5 separate regions of the Homo sapiens genome follow, and all the other regions are linked to region 4. Evidence: chromatin contacts called from ENCODE Hi-C data. All regions are on one chromosome and are shown on one strand. Each heading gives the region's core, a stretch centred on a gene start or an enhancer-like site at or near the end of the contact. The rest is flanking DNA. Distances are from core to core; before and after follow the strand shown.

Region 1 (2,700 bases), core at 115-2,614, 3.4 Mb before region 4:
AACAAAACGTGGTGTATACATACAAGGGAATACTATTCACTCTTAAAAAGAAATTGACACAGCCTTGAGGACATTATACTAAGTGAAAGAAGCCAGTTACAGACAAATACTGAATGATTCCACTTATATTAAGGTATCTAGTCAGATCCATAGAGACAAGAAGTAGAATGGGGGGAGGAGGGGGATGACAAGGACAGGAATGGGGAGTTGTTTCATAGGTAGTTTCAGTTTTGCAAGATGAAGTTCTATTTTTCTTTTTTCTTTTTTTTTTTTTTTTGAGAATGGACTCTGCAACCTCTGCCTCCCGAGTTCACGCCATTCTCCTGCCTCAGCCTCCCTAGTAGCTGGGACTACAGGCGCCCGCCACCACGCCCGGCTAATTTTTTTCTATTTTCAGTAGAGACGGGGTTTCACCGTGTTAGCCAGGATGGTCTCGAACTCCTGACCTTGTGATCCTCCCGCCTCGGCCTTCCAAAGTGCTGGGATTACAGGCGTGAGCCACCGCACTCGGACTATTTTTCATTCTTTTAATTGCAAGATGAAGAGTTCTGAAGATTGATTGCTCAACAATGTAAATGTACTTAACAGTACTGAATTGTACACTTAGAAACGGTTAAGATGGTAAATCATATTAAGATGGTAAATTTTGTGTATTTTACCACAATTAAAATTTTGTAATTTCACAATTCCTTAATTTTATCAACTACCCAGTGTCCAAATTTCCAGTTCTTATAATAAGTATCATACTATTTTTTTCAATGTGTTTGCTGAATTAGGATCCTAATAAAATGCACAAGGGGCCATGTGTTACATCTCTTAAGTCTTTTTTAATCTATAGGTTCCCCACCACACTCCTCTCTTCCTTGCAATTTATTTGAAGAAACAAGGTTGTCTGTCCTGTGGCTTCTCATAGTCTAGATTCTGCTGACAGCATCCCATTGTGTTGTTTAACACCTTATTCTGTCCTCTTATTCCCTGTTGGGCTTGGCGGCTTTGGGTTAGTTTTGAATTGGGCTCAGGAGGAGGCTAAAGACATCCAATTCTGCGGGAACGCAGCCCTGCGGGACCTGAAAAGGCGAGACTAAGTCACCAGCCAAGCTGCCTAGAGGCAATCTTAAAATGGGACTGGCTAGGACTGTGACAAAGACACCGTCCACATGCCTACTAGGTCAGTCACCTACAAAGCTGGCGAATGAGGAAAAGAGGGAAGGCAGGGCTACGCTGGGAAAGCTCTTTGTCCCCTATCCACGCGCACAAAACAGTTGTCACAACTGACGTCACCAGGGGCGGAGCCTTTGGACGGAAGTGACGCTTGCGCGGCCGCGGCGGAGTCGTCATAGAGGCGGGGCTGCGGCGGCTGCGGTGTTCCTCCGACTTCCGGACATCTCCCTGGGAGTCGCGCAGAGTGGAGTCAAAGGCAACCAGTGCTCGCTGCGGTCTCTGGGGATCGGGACCGCGGCGGCGGCCCGCGAGCGGGATGTTCCGGGGCTTGAGCAGTTGGTTGGGCTTGCAGCAGCCGGTGGCAGGCGGTGGGCAGCCCAATGGAGATGCTCCACCCGAGCAGCCGTCCGAGACGGTGGCTGAGTCTGCGGAGGAGGAGCTGCAGCAAGCGGGAGACCAGGAGCTCCTCCACCAGGCCAAAGACTTCGGCAGTGAGTCTACCCTGGCTCTGGGACCGGGAAGGGGGGGGCGCATTCCTCCTCTGGGACGGCCCTGGGGCGCGGGCCCGACTGGCTGGGGGATGAGGGGGCCGAGGTGGGAGGCAGGGGAGGAAGATGTGTCTGTCGGTCAGTCCTCTCCGGGTCGGGAGAGATTGGTGAGGATCTGGACGAGGCCAGAGCTTCATCTAGCAGTCAGGTCCTGTCCCTGAAGTTCCTGGTGACAAGTCTACAAAGTTTGCAGACATTGGAATCAGGTATGCAGTCAAGCAGTGTGACCCGACGTCTTCAGGTTTGACAAGGAATCTTTTTTGTTCAACTCGAAAACCTTCATTTACACCCCCCAGATCGGGGATAGTTGGCGAGCTTGAATTGGTTGAAAAAATAATTTTTTGCCCCTAGGTCAGAACGTGTTGTCTGAAGTAAACTGACAGTTACTGAATGTCAATGTCTGCCCCGGTCAAATGCTTTTTAGGTACAGAGACCTTTTTCCTTAAGGAGGGAGAGAAAATGCCAACTGTCTGCTATACGCAAGTTGCAGTACTAGATGTTTTATGAAAGATATCCCATTTCATCTGTTAAACACCCCCAGTGAGTTGGGGGAACAAGCCCAGAGTTATTGGGCCAAAGTTATACTGATAGTGAGTGGTAGAAGTGGAATTTGAGCTTCGATCTTTCTCATTTTAAAGCCCGTGCTCTTTCCAAGTTTACAGTCTACAGGGGTTGGGGGACAGGTGATAATAGACGTGGAGTAAACACATGCTGTAGTAATTCTCATTTCTGGAGAGACCATGGTGGGCTTCAGTGATCACAGAAAGCATCTTTGAGGCCGGATATGGTGGCTCAGGCCTGTAATCCCAGCACTTTGAGAGGCTGAGGTGGGCGGATCATGAGGTCAGCAGTTCGAGACCAGCCTGGCCAACACGATGTAACCCCGTCTCTACTAAAAATACAAAAAATAGCCGGGCGTGGTGGCGGGCACCTGTAATCCCAGCTACTCAGGAGGCTGAGGCAGGAGAATCGCTTGAACTGGGGAGGTGGA
Region 2 (2,700 bases), core at 13-2,512, 3.3 Mb before region 4:
ACGGTAAGACTGGGCCACTGAAGAGCATGGGTCATAACCAGGTCATATAGAAACGGTGTATTCTTCTTCCAGATTTTATATTCTTCATTGATGACACGCTCCTCCACAGTATCTTCAAACACTGAAATTTGGAGAAAGCCCACACGATTAAGTGGCTGAGATAGATCAAAGTCAGAAATTGGAGGTCACCTCAAGATGGCCACACCTCATGTACTCTTTCCTTTTACCTCTAATTTGGACACGGACAACTAACTGCTCTTCCAGAAGGTGGAGAAAATACTAACAATCAGGAAGCCTATTTTTTCCATTGAGATCAATACCCCCTGCGTACACCATGTTGGGTAGTCAATTACACGGACATGGAAATTGTTTACCCTGTTACAGCTGTTCGCACCTGTTCTAAGATGACGACCTGTACGTACAGGGGCTGCGCGACCCAGTCGGGAAGACAAATGCACGTGTAGCAGAAGCCCACAGGCCTGGTCTCTCCAATCCCCATCAGGGGAGGCCCCAGCTCCCACGACGCCCGCCTCGGCAGCCATAGGCCTGAGGACCCCAGCAACCCCCGGACAAGGGCCGCGACCCCGAGGCGGTCAACGCGCGCGCGCGCGTAGAAAGAGCCGCGGCGCTCGCTTCCCAGCGGCGGGGGCCGCCTCCGCCCCGGGGCCGAGGGCGCCGGAGGGAGCGCAGCCGCTGGAGGAGGGAAGGGAAGAGGGGGGCCCAGCCCTCGGCCCCGCGCCCGGCTCCGGAAGTGCTCGGAGCCCTCGGCGCGGCGGTCCCGTCCCGCGCAGGCCCCTCGAGGCGCGCGCCCAGTCTCGCGCCCGGCCCCGCCCCCTGCTCCGCACGCCAATTCGCGCCTTTCGCCGGCGCGTGCCGCGGCCTCGCGCGCCCGCCGCCCCCCGCGGCCCCGGCGCGCGCCGCCCCGCAGGGCCTCTTACTCTCTTTACTCGCCATCTTGCGTCGGGTCGTTCGCCCCTCGCCGCCGCCTCGGACTCCTCTCGTTAGCCAAGAGCAGCCCGACCGCTGGCGCTCCTGCCTTTCCCAAGCGCGTCACACTCCCCACTGTCGAAAGCCCGGGCCCCGTCTTGCTGCCTGGGTGCTCCCCAGACGCCGCGTCCTTCTTTCCTGCCTCCTCCCCGCTCGCGGGTACCGAGGTCTGAGGCGCTCTTCTCTCTCTCTCCAAACTTGGAACGAGACTTTTCAACCCGCGCCTCCCAGCCCGCCCAGGCAGCTGAGCGCAGGCGCATCCGCCCTGGGAAAAGTGAGAGGAGGCGGAGAGGCGGGTCTGGGAGCCAACGGCTCCGGCGCCGAGACCAATGACGCGCGGCGGGCGGGTTTCACGCGGCGTTCGGAGGCGGGCTTCTGGGGGTGGGCGGAGCGTGCCGCGGCAGGAAGTTGGCGATGCGCAGGCGCGAGGGCTCGCCCGGCGCTCCCAGGGCCGGCCGCGGAGGCGGATGGGGCGCGCGGGGGCGGGGCGGATGAGGGCCCGAGGGGGCGGGGCGGATGGGGGCGCGCGAGGGCGGGGCTGATGGAGGCGCGGCTGGCCGGCTGAGTGGGGGCCGCGAGCCCCGGGGCGGCGAGCCTTGGGGCCCGCGGGGCGTGGTTGCTTGTAGCGGCAGCGGTGGTGGGGGTGAGAGGGGGGCAGGGAGGCTGCCGCCGCTTAGCCAAGCAAAATCTCAGAGCAAGAGGGGAAAATGGTTCCTGTTCTCGAGAGATTACTGTGCCTTCAAAGTCTCCCTGATAATCACGGACATGCAATTCTCTGCACCCCTGAAATGTTCTCCTCCAGCCGACTGGCCTTTCCTGGGGCCCGGTCGGGCCGAGGTGGGGCTGGTCTCAGACGGAGGAGAGCTTTTGGAGAGGCCGCGGGCGTTTTCTGCCTGCAAAAGCCGCCGGGCCGCCCTGTTAGGCTAAATGTGCAGCCTGTGGCGGCACAGGCCGCCGGCGGGCCGAAGCCGATTTACACTGTTACATTTTAATTTGTTCGATGTTTGGGTCCTTAAGATGATGGTTTGCGGCCTCTTCGCGCTTCAGGGGATTTTGTCCCTGCACTGGCGTTCCTTTCTCATCCCAGCCCCGGCCCCTGCTGAGTCATTTTTGTCACCTGCAGGGGTCCCAGCGCGACCCCACCCCAAGCTGGCGGAGCTGGAGAGAGCAGGGCTGAACTACCCTGGGCCTGCTTACCTGAGCCCTGCTCTGCTCAGGAACTTCATAGCCCCTGAGGAGTGTGTCGGGGGAGGAGAAAGCTGGCTGCAAGGCCAAAAGGGAAATAGAAGAAAATGAGGGCCAGGAGCAGAGGGGACGGAGTTGGGGGAGGCGACCAAGGTGCCTGCGTGCAAAGGGAACCGAAGTGTACGTCCAGCTCCGGGAGAGGCTCCTCTTGCAAAAGCACCCCCGGAACATTTGCTGCCTTGATACCTTTCCAAGTGCCTTCATGCTCAGATGCTATCTTGCAGATGCCGCTGTCATGCCCACTTTTCTGACCGGGACGCAAACCCAGACGTTAGTCAGTGGCAGAACCAGTCACATTCCCTTCTGTAGATATTTACTGTGTTGTTTCCGATACAATACCGTTCATTATTATAACGCCCTCCCCCCATTCTGGGTCAAGGAATCTTGTTAGTGCCTAAGGCTGAGGGGGTGGCTAGAGAGGGAAGAGAGTTGGAAGGGTGTTTAAGCAATACAGCCCTCATATTCTAG
Region 3 (2,700 bases), core at 180-2,679, 4.3 Mb before region 4:
GTCTGCATGTTTCATTTTTAACGCCAAGCTTTTTGTAATCCAATTGGTCATCTCAACTGCAAACAGAAGTATTGTTTCTACAAAGGTAATTTAAAGGCAGAATTCACATAGGTATCCTTTTTTCTTTTAATCACTGTTAAGTTCCTTTAACAGCGTTACTGCAAATAAGATTCAAGCATGATTCTCAAGATTCACCACACCATCTTGAATTTGAACACGGGGAGGGGAAATTTACAGAACCAATGTAGAATAAAAATGGGCCCTAAATTTCGGTAAGAAATTATCGTCGCTTTTTGTAACCACCCAAAAAGGTATCAACAAGATATCTAGAAATGTATGACGTGGCAATTCAACTTTAGTAAAGTTAAAATGGTCTTATTACCTCACTTAAAATGCGTCAGGGGAACAAAATATAAGGACATTATTAGGTGATACCAAAGTGCCTCCCGTGCAAGTCCTGAAGATAGCGGCATTCGAAGGGGGCAGGAAGTGAAGCATCAACTGGGCATTTACTGCAAACCCGTTACCAGAACTTGGAAAAGAATGGACCTCGTATTCCTAGATCTTGGTGACCAGAAAGGGTGAGGGTTTGCCTGCGAAGAGTATGGGCTCAAGGCTGTCTGGAGCAGGGTCCTGTATCCGCCCTACCACTTTGCAGGACGAAAAAACAATGTATTCTCCTTAAAATAAATTATGTCCTAACATGGGACGAAACCCGGTTGCAAAGCACGAGTATTCCTTCCCTCGTGTTAAAAACCAACGCTTTGATTTTGCCGCAAATCACAGGGCACCACAATTCCTCGAGACTGGCATTAAAAACAATGGGCTCAGCCGCGGCGCGGGCTCGGGGCCAGCGTTCCTCGGGTCCGGCCGTCGCCGGTGCCTCCCCCCCACTCCCGTGGCCACACTCCATCACTGACCAAGCCCGGGAGAGGTGACAGGCAAGGAGCGGAGCAGACAATGGCATCCGCCGCCGCGCAGGGGGCGCCAAGAGTCCTCGGCCGCCACCGCCCCCGGCCCCTCCCGAAAGCGCCCCGCAAAACTTGAGGCGATTCCCGAACCACAGGTGCCGCGAGGCTGTCGCGGAGCCCGGGACTGGCCCCCACATCCCCGGGCGCGGCGCGGAGTGGTGCGGAGGGCGCGGACACGGAGAGAAGTGAGTTGCGGGCGCGGCGACCCAGTGGCGGGCCGGGCAGGCTCGGGGTGGGGTCGTCGGGGCGCGCGCGGGGTGGCGGGGGGCGCGCCCAGTCCTCCCTCCCCCTCTCCCCCATCCCCGGCGCCCCCTTTCGCCCCCAGGGACTTACGGCGGCCGCGGGCCGCGGGCGCGGCGGAGCTTGGCCGGCGGCGGCGGCGGCGGCGAAGGGGAAGCCCCTGTCGCCGTGCTGAGGAAGAGAAGCCGTGGTGCTGTGGGGAGGACACCCGGCTGGCATAGGGCAGGCTTAGGCGGAGAGGGGAGGGCAAGCTGACAGACCCCGCCCCGGGGGCCGGACGAGGGAGGAGCCGGGGCTGCGGCGAGCTGAGGGGCGGGCTAGGCGACGCGCGGGAAGCGGCTCAGCGGTCGCCAGCGGCACCGGAGGCAGCGCGGGTAACCGCTGAGTCCAAGGCAGCCGATTGGAGGTTTCTTCGCTGAGGGGAGGTGCGAACCGGAAGCCGGGCCACGTGACCCGGAAGCGGCGTTTGCCGGGCCCGAGCGCCCGCGCGCCCGCGCGCTCTTGCAGGTGCCTCCGGGACGCGCGCGGGCGGCTGTCCTGCTTGTTTAATGATAGGAGGACGGGATTCTGCAGCGTCCTTAGCCTAGCGGGTGGTGCGGGGCAGGGAAGTTCCGGACAGCGAAGAGCCACGTTCGAGCTCTAATGATTCTCTGTGTCCCCAGAGAGGAAGTGTGAAGTGTGACGGCTGACGAGGAGGGTGGGAGGAGACGAGGGAGTGCTGCAACTCTGGAAAAACAAGTCAGCTCTTCTGTGGAGCTCGTCACGCATTCACGGGCCTTTTGCTATCATTCTGCCTCAAAATTGTCCGGAATCCGCCCTCTCCTTCCCATTGCACTGCTCCAGCCCTAGCCCAGACACCTTCCGCCCCGAGCTTCGCGGGAGTCTGTTCCCTGGGCTCGCCTCGCCCATCCTCGGTGCTGCGGACTGGATGAGTTACCGTCCGTTCGGCTGAAAAGCCCGGACAGCACCTCACCTTCGAGATCCCGCTTCCTTCACACTGGGTCGCCCCACCAGCCGCCTGGGTTCCAGTTTAGCACTGCCGACGACTTGCTGTGCCTGGCATGTCCTTGCTCCCAAATGTCACATCTATGAAGCCTCACCCTAAAACCCTGTAAGAGCGATTCCCTCTTTCACCCACATGCCCGTTAGCCTTTATTTAGCACACCTTAAATTGTATTCATTTTGCATCTCAATCTAGTTCACAGCCTGGTATATAACAACTAATAAATGTGAGTTGACTGATAAAGACTATAAAATGATAAATTTGTTAAGAGCTGTAATGCTGAGCGTAATGCCTGGGCATAATGGATGTTCATAATTTTCTGAATGATAGAATGGATGAATCATCTAGTCATTTACAGATAAGGAAAGGGGAGTCCCACGGGATTAGGTGACCTTCCTTGAAGAGCCACGGGTTTCCCATATCGAAATGCTATTCATTACCCGAGTCACCTAGGTTCTTACAAAGGAAGCGAGAAAATTGCTTTTG
Region 4 (2,700 bases), core at 32-2,531:
TAAAGTAATAAGTGACAGCTACAAAGAGGAAATGTGGTAGAATCCCTGGAGCCAGCTGTCAAGTAGAAAAGAGAGCAGAAGTAGGCCTGTGTCAGGGGAGGGTTTCCTCTAGAATGAATAATCAAAGGAGACTACTTACGGACTATGAAGTATGCTCCTCTCCTGTAGGAAAATACAGTATTTTCCCTATATTTACTTGCACAATTTTCTTCAAGTTATACGGCTATTAAAAATGACAGGAACACTGTAAATCTATAAAAGTAATTTCTTTAGGAGTGTTCTGTTTTTTGTTTTTGTTTTTTTTTTTTTAAGATTAGGCCTTCCGTTTTGGAAATCCCAAATAAAGTTATCCTCAAGTCTGATCATTTGTGAACGCTTAGCCTCAGAATGGAGGACACTTAAATTAGGTCTTTATTCTCACAACATATGCATCATCTGAAGCAAAAGTAGAAAACTTGGCTCAATATGGAATAAGTCTTCAGCAAACAAACATAAGCTATATCCTGTAAAGGGATGGAGAGAGTAAATCTCTAGAGGTGAGCCTTAGAAATGTATCAAGGTTTCACCCACTGTTCACAAGGGACAGCGAGTAGCCTCAACAATACTGAACTGTCCATAAAGAAACCCATGCAGGAGTACCTGGTGCTCACGAATGCAGACAGCACTCTGAAAGTTCAGAACGGCTTCCAGGGATTATAACCCCTCATGCCCGGGAAGGCCAAAGGGGCCTATCTACTAAACCTAGGCCGCCCCGGGGAAGGTTCCCGCCACCGTCCCCACCGAGCAGCGGTCAGTCTGGCGCGAATCAGGAGCAAAAGCCCACATTCTCCCGCAGGAGGCCCTACAAAAATGGCGCCGGCTCCACCCCAATGTGACCAAACTGGGCAACAGGAGTTAACTTCCCAGCTCCTCTCCCGAGCTCAGAGTCGCGTGTGGGGCGCCCAGCCGCGGGCAGGCAGGGCGGGAAGGAAAAAGGGTCACTGCGGCCTGGGTGACCTGCAATCTACGGGCAGGACCTGGGAGACCCGGCCGAGCAGAGCCGTGGTCCGGGGGTCCGGGCGGCATTACCTTTATTCTTGGGCATGGCGGTGGCGGCGACCTCGCGGCGTCTCTGACTTCTTTCCGGGTAGCGGCGACCGCGGCGGCTGCTGCTCCGAGGGGCGACACGAGGGAGCGCGCGGGACCAAGTAGGTGCTGGAGGCCAGGCAACGTGCGCGGGAGAGGCTGGCGACCCAGCTCTTCAGAGATCCGCCTGCGTCCACGCTCGGCGGCAGCAAATGGCGCCGCGACTCTTTGCGTCGCTTTTCCCCGCCTCCCGTCGCCGGCTGGGCCCGCCCCCAGGCTTTATGACGCAGGCGTGGCCGACTGACTCCTATTGTTAGAGCCGAGGGAGACGCGTTGTGGGAGGGTGCGCAGCAAGCCAGAGAGGACGCGAGGGGCAGGGCCTCAAGCAGGGAAAAGGCGGAGTCAGGGAGGGAGGGGGAGAGACTCTGCGTCATAGAAAAGGGCGGGTTGAGGTGGCGCTTGCTGCTGGTTAAGACCAGACCTCTGCTGCTTTGTAGCAAACGCGCGTCTCCCGGTTTCACAAGTGGCTGACTCGTTAACCTCGTGGTTAGCTCAGTTTTTAAAAAATATGTATATTTTTATTTTTATTTTATTTTTTGAGACGGAGTCTTGCTCTAGAGTCGCCCAGGCTGGAGTGCAGTGGCGCGATCTCGGCTCACTGCAACCTCTGCCGCCCGGGTTCAAGCGATTCTCCTGCCTCGGCCTCCGGAGTAGCCGGGATTACAGGCACGTGCCGCCACGCCCGTCTAATTTTTGTGTTTTTAGTAGAGACGGGGTTTCAGCATCTTGGCTAGGCTGGTCTTGAACTCCTGACCACGTGATCCATCCGTCTCGGCCTCCCAAAGTGCTGGGATTACAGGCGTGAGCCACCGCGCCCGGCCAATATTTTAATTTTTTTATTAAGATGGAGTCTTGCTCTATCGCCCAGGCTGGAGTGCAGTGGCGCGATCACGGCTCACTACAACCTCCGCCTCCCGGGCTCAAGCGATTCTCCTGCCTCAGCCTCCCGAGTAGCTGGGATTACAGGCATGTGCCACCATGCCCAGGTAATTTTAGTACTTTTAGTTGAGACGGGGTTTCACCATGTTGGCCAGGCTGGTCTCGAACTCGTGACCTCAACTCGCGCCCACCTCGGCCTCCCAAAGTGCTGGGATTACAGGCGTCAGCCACCGTGCCCAGCCGGTTAGCTCATAACGCAGTCCTTTCACTCGCCCAGCCGGGTTGGGAGCCTGATGGGAAGGGCAAGGCTTTCCTGGCATCCATTACCAAAGCATAATATTTGCATGGCACTTGTTATTACTCTTTAAGTCTGTCTGTCCTACCTCACTGTAAACCTTACCGGGCAGAGACCATGTTTGTTGCTTACCATTACCCCCACTTAGCTGAATGTCTGGCACATAATAGGTGTTCAATACACACAGAAAGGAAGGGAGGGAGGGGAGAAAAGACTTAAGCTCAATGTTAATGGGCTGAATTGTGTCCCCCCCAAAATTCGTATGTTCACGTTCTAATCCCCAGTAACTCAATGTGACTGTATTTGGACATAAGTTCTTCAAAGACGTGATTAAATTGAAATGAGGTCATTAGTGTGGACCCTTATCTGACTGGTGTCCTTACAAGAAGATATTATTAGGC
Region 5 (2,700 bases), core at 95-2,594, 3.5 Mb after region 4:
GGCGTGGAAGGATGTCTAACAAGTGCTGGCGGCGAGGGTCGTTGGCACTTCAATGGTGGGAAGACAGCCATGGGCGAAGCTTTGTGGAAGAAATAGGTGTGAAGGATGAGAAGGCCTACAACAGTGCTGAGGGCGCGAGGCCAGTCACCTGCGAAGTTTTGTGTACAAGATGGGCCCAGAAGGATGAACAGGGTCTAAAACAGTGCTGAGGGTGGGAGTGCAGAAGATCGGTCACAAGTGACGACACAAGGTGGTCTTAGTCCAGTTGGTGGACGCTCGGTGGCCTGGGCCTGCCCCCAGTGCGCAGACGCACACGGCAGGTTGCAGCGGCAAGCGGGGCGGTGCCCACGGCGGGGAGATGGGTGGGGAGGGCAGGGAAAAGGCCAGGGGTTGGGTGATGGGGTAATTGTCAGAAAAAGGAACAACACTGCTGGGAGAGTTTTCTGGTAACTTTTCAAGTCTTCATTTAAATTAAAAAAAAAAAAAGCTGTCTTTGAAACAATAGATTAGGTCACTAAAAACTGCCTGTACGCCCTTGCATGCTGGAGGAAAGTAAATGGTTAGACCTACCCTCCCTAAGTTTTTCCAGGACTTAAAAGAGCTGCAAGTAGTGCAGATCATGGCCCCGTTCACACAAATCACTTCAAGAAAAAAAATTAGTAAATGTCTATTAGATCTTGAAACTTATTCCTGTCTATCTGGAACTTGGTAACCTCTGACCAACAACTAACTCCCCATTCCTTCCCTCTCGCCTCGCCTTCCCTACTTCCCAACCTCTGGTAAGCAGCAGGGTAAATACAGTCAATAATAATGTATATTTCAAAATGAATAAGAGTAAATTTGAAATGTCTCACCATAAAAGTCATAGGTAAACAAGGCGATGGATAAGTTAATGTGATGTAATCATCCCACATTGGATACATATTTCAAAAAATCACATTGCATCCCACGAATGTATACAATTATGATTTGTCAAGTAAATATAATTTTTAAAAACGTTAAGTGACTTTTTAAAAAGCTTATTAGAAGTATAAAATGCAAGCCATTCACAAGCATATAGGTTAGATTCCGCTTGTGAGGGGCTTGTGTGCAGTGGTGAGGCTTTGTGGAAGAGATGGACGTGGAAAGATGTCTAAAACAGCGCGGAGGTCAGGAGACCTTGTCGCTGCCTTCACAGAGTTGGGCAACGCTCCCGGTCCTGGTCAGCCGCGGGACGCAGGCGCAAATGCAGGCTTGGGATGGGGGAGGTGCGGCCGGCGCCCACGTGGCGGGGCGGGGAGCAGATAGGGGGGGTAGGGGGAGGAGCTGGTCTCGCGAGGCCGCGCCCCGGTTCGCGCGGGCGTCGTGCACGCGGTTGTAGCTGCCCGGCGGCGGCAGAAGCGGCGCTCGCGCCAAGGGACGTGTTTCTGCGCTCGCGTGGTCATGGAGGCGCTGCCGCTGCTAGCCGCGACAACTCCGGACCACGGCCGCCACCGAAGGCTGCTTCTGCTGCCGCTACTGCTGTTCCTGCTGCCGGCTGGAGCTGTGCAGGGCTGGGAGACAGAGGAGAGGCCCCGGACTCGCGAAGAGGAGTGCCACTTCTACGCGGGTGGACAAGTGTACCCGGGAGAGGCATCCCGGGTATCGGTCGCCGACCACTCCCTGCACCTAAGCAAAGCGAAGAGTAGGTGGTGTCCCGCCAAAGGGTGGGAGGGGAGATTCCGGAGACACGTGTACCCCGGTTACACCCCCGGAATCTGGGCTTGGGCGGCACCCCCTGGGCTGCCTCCGGGCCCTGGGCGGGCCTGGTTCTCACCTAGGAGGGCGGGGAGGGGAATAAAGGGGAGTTCTAGCTGTGAAGAAAGGTATGGTTTCCACTGATCAGATTTTAGAAGAGGTAGTGGTTACCCCAAAAGCCGCAGCTGAGGGAAAGTGGGTGGCCCTAGTCCCGAGTTTGCATCGAGGATGTTGGGCAAACTGAAACAGTTCCTGAAACATCTCAAAGTGCCTTCAGCACATCCTGTCTTTTTCAGGTACTATTTCAGCGAAGGAAGACATTGATAGGTTGAATAATGATTCACAAAAAGTTTGATTAAACAGAAAAGTTGCTAAACACAGTGCTCGGGAGGTCAAACATTTCATTTTTCTTTCTTCCTTTTTGTTTGCATCTTACAAAGATTATTACTGAAAGCCACCTTCCCCAAAGCCTGTGTAGTTAATGGATATTCCTTATGTTTCTCAGACATGAAGAACCTATTACAGAGTGTACTTTTGAGGGAAATGGGGGAAAAGGTTAGAAGTATGCATTTGGGTTGATGATAAACCTCGTGGCAAATTTGTGTCCTGCCAATTTGGTTTTTGATTATTTGCATTTCTGTCCAGTGTACAAAGCTAATGGCCACTTTCAGGAATGACACGTCAGACGAAGTAGATACTGTGAAAGTTGTAGCCTGCTACATCTGGATGTTAAAATTAACCAAAAGTGAACAGTGGCTATAGATAAAGGCTGTCTCTTGCTTGCTATTCAGTAACCTGCTTTTCCTGCAGATCATTTGACATTCTGTAGGTGTGTAGTTGGTTTTTATGGTTCAGTTACAGCATGTTCCATGCCAGTATTCAGTGAAAAAAGTAATGCTTCAAATTCTGAATCCCTAGAGTTAAATGGAATGTTGTTATGACTTAGGATGGGTTGGTTGGGAGTGATAAATGAGAAAAACTGTT

What was found. Hi-C counts contacts between places; a loop is a spot of excess contacts on that map. Pooled maps may share reads with other maps.
Region 1: a loop to region 4 is called in a map of B cell, with 12 times the contacts of the local background. The contact joins the promoter of SYAP1 here to the promoter of EIF1AX in region 4. A Hi-C loop is called at or near these places in 2 of 168 maps with a recorded cell type or tissue (B cell and sigmoid colon) and 13 of 50 pooled maps.
Region 2: a loop to region 4 is called in a map of CD8-positive, alpha-beta T cell, with 22 times the contacts of the local background. The contact joins the promoter of RBBP7 here to the promoter of EIF1AX in region 4. A Hi-C loop is called at or near these places in 1 of 168 maps with a recorded cell type or tissue (CD8-positive, alpha-beta T cell), 1 of 37 single-sample maps with no recorded cell type and 11 of 50 pooled maps.
Region 3: a map of ascending aorta shows a loop between it and region 4 (6-fold over the local background). The contact joins the promoter of AP1S2 here to the promoter of EIF1AX in region 4. A Hi-C loop is called at or near these places in 1 of 168 maps with a recorded cell type or tissue (ascending aorta), 1 of 37 single-sample maps with no recorded cell type and 10 of 50 pooled maps.
Region 5: a loop to region 4 is called in a map with no recorded cell type, with 11 times the contacts of the local background. The contact joins the promoter of PRDX4 here to the promoter of EIF1AX in region 4. A Hi-C loop is called at or near these places in 2 of 37 single-sample maps with no recorded cell type and 8 of 50 pooled maps.

What each region holds. Positions count from the first base shown.
Region 1 is chrX:16,718,248-16,720,947 of GRCh38, forward strand. SYAP1 (synapse associated protein 1) reads left to right here and starts at 1,365. Exons shown (of 9, transcript NM_032796.4): 1 at 1,365-1,652. The coding sequence starts at 1,478. RefSeq lists an enhancer at 1,175-1,234.
Region 2 is chrX:16,869,100-16,871,799 of GRCh38, forward strand. RBBP7 (RB binding protein 7, chromatin remodeling factor) reads right to left here and starts at 1,263. Exons shown (of 12, transcript NM_002893.4): 1 at 939-1,263; 2 at 1-121. The coding sequence starts at 954. RefSeq lists enhancers at 180-269, 1,279-1,957 and silencers at 490-829, 850-899, 1,230-1,539.
Region 3 is chrX:15,853,384-15,856,083 of GRCh38, forward strand. It overlaps AP1S2 (adaptor related protein complex 1 subunit sigma 2), which reads right to left and starts at 1,430. Exons shown (of 6, transcript NM_001272071.2): 1 at 1,305-1,430. RefSeq lists silencers at 857-1,146, 1,367-1,646, 1,737-1,846 and an enhancer at 1,464-2,068.
Region 4 is chrX:20,140,557-20,143,256 of GRCh38, forward strand. It overlaps EIF1AX (eukaryotic translation initiation factor 1A X-linked), which reads right to left and starts at 1,282. Exons shown (of 7, transcript NM_001412.4): 1 at 1,069-1,282. The coding sequence starts at 1,084. RefSeq lists enhancers at 524-683, 1,014-1,283, 1,344-1,393.
Region 5 is chrX:23,666,149-23,668,848 of GRCh38, forward strand. PRDX4 (peroxiredoxin 4) reads left to right here and starts at 1,345. Exons shown (of 7, transcript NM_006406.2): 1 at 1,345-1,663. The coding sequence starts at 1,423. RefSeq lists an enhancer at 1,104-1,398 and silencers at 1,148-1,327, 1,678-1,807.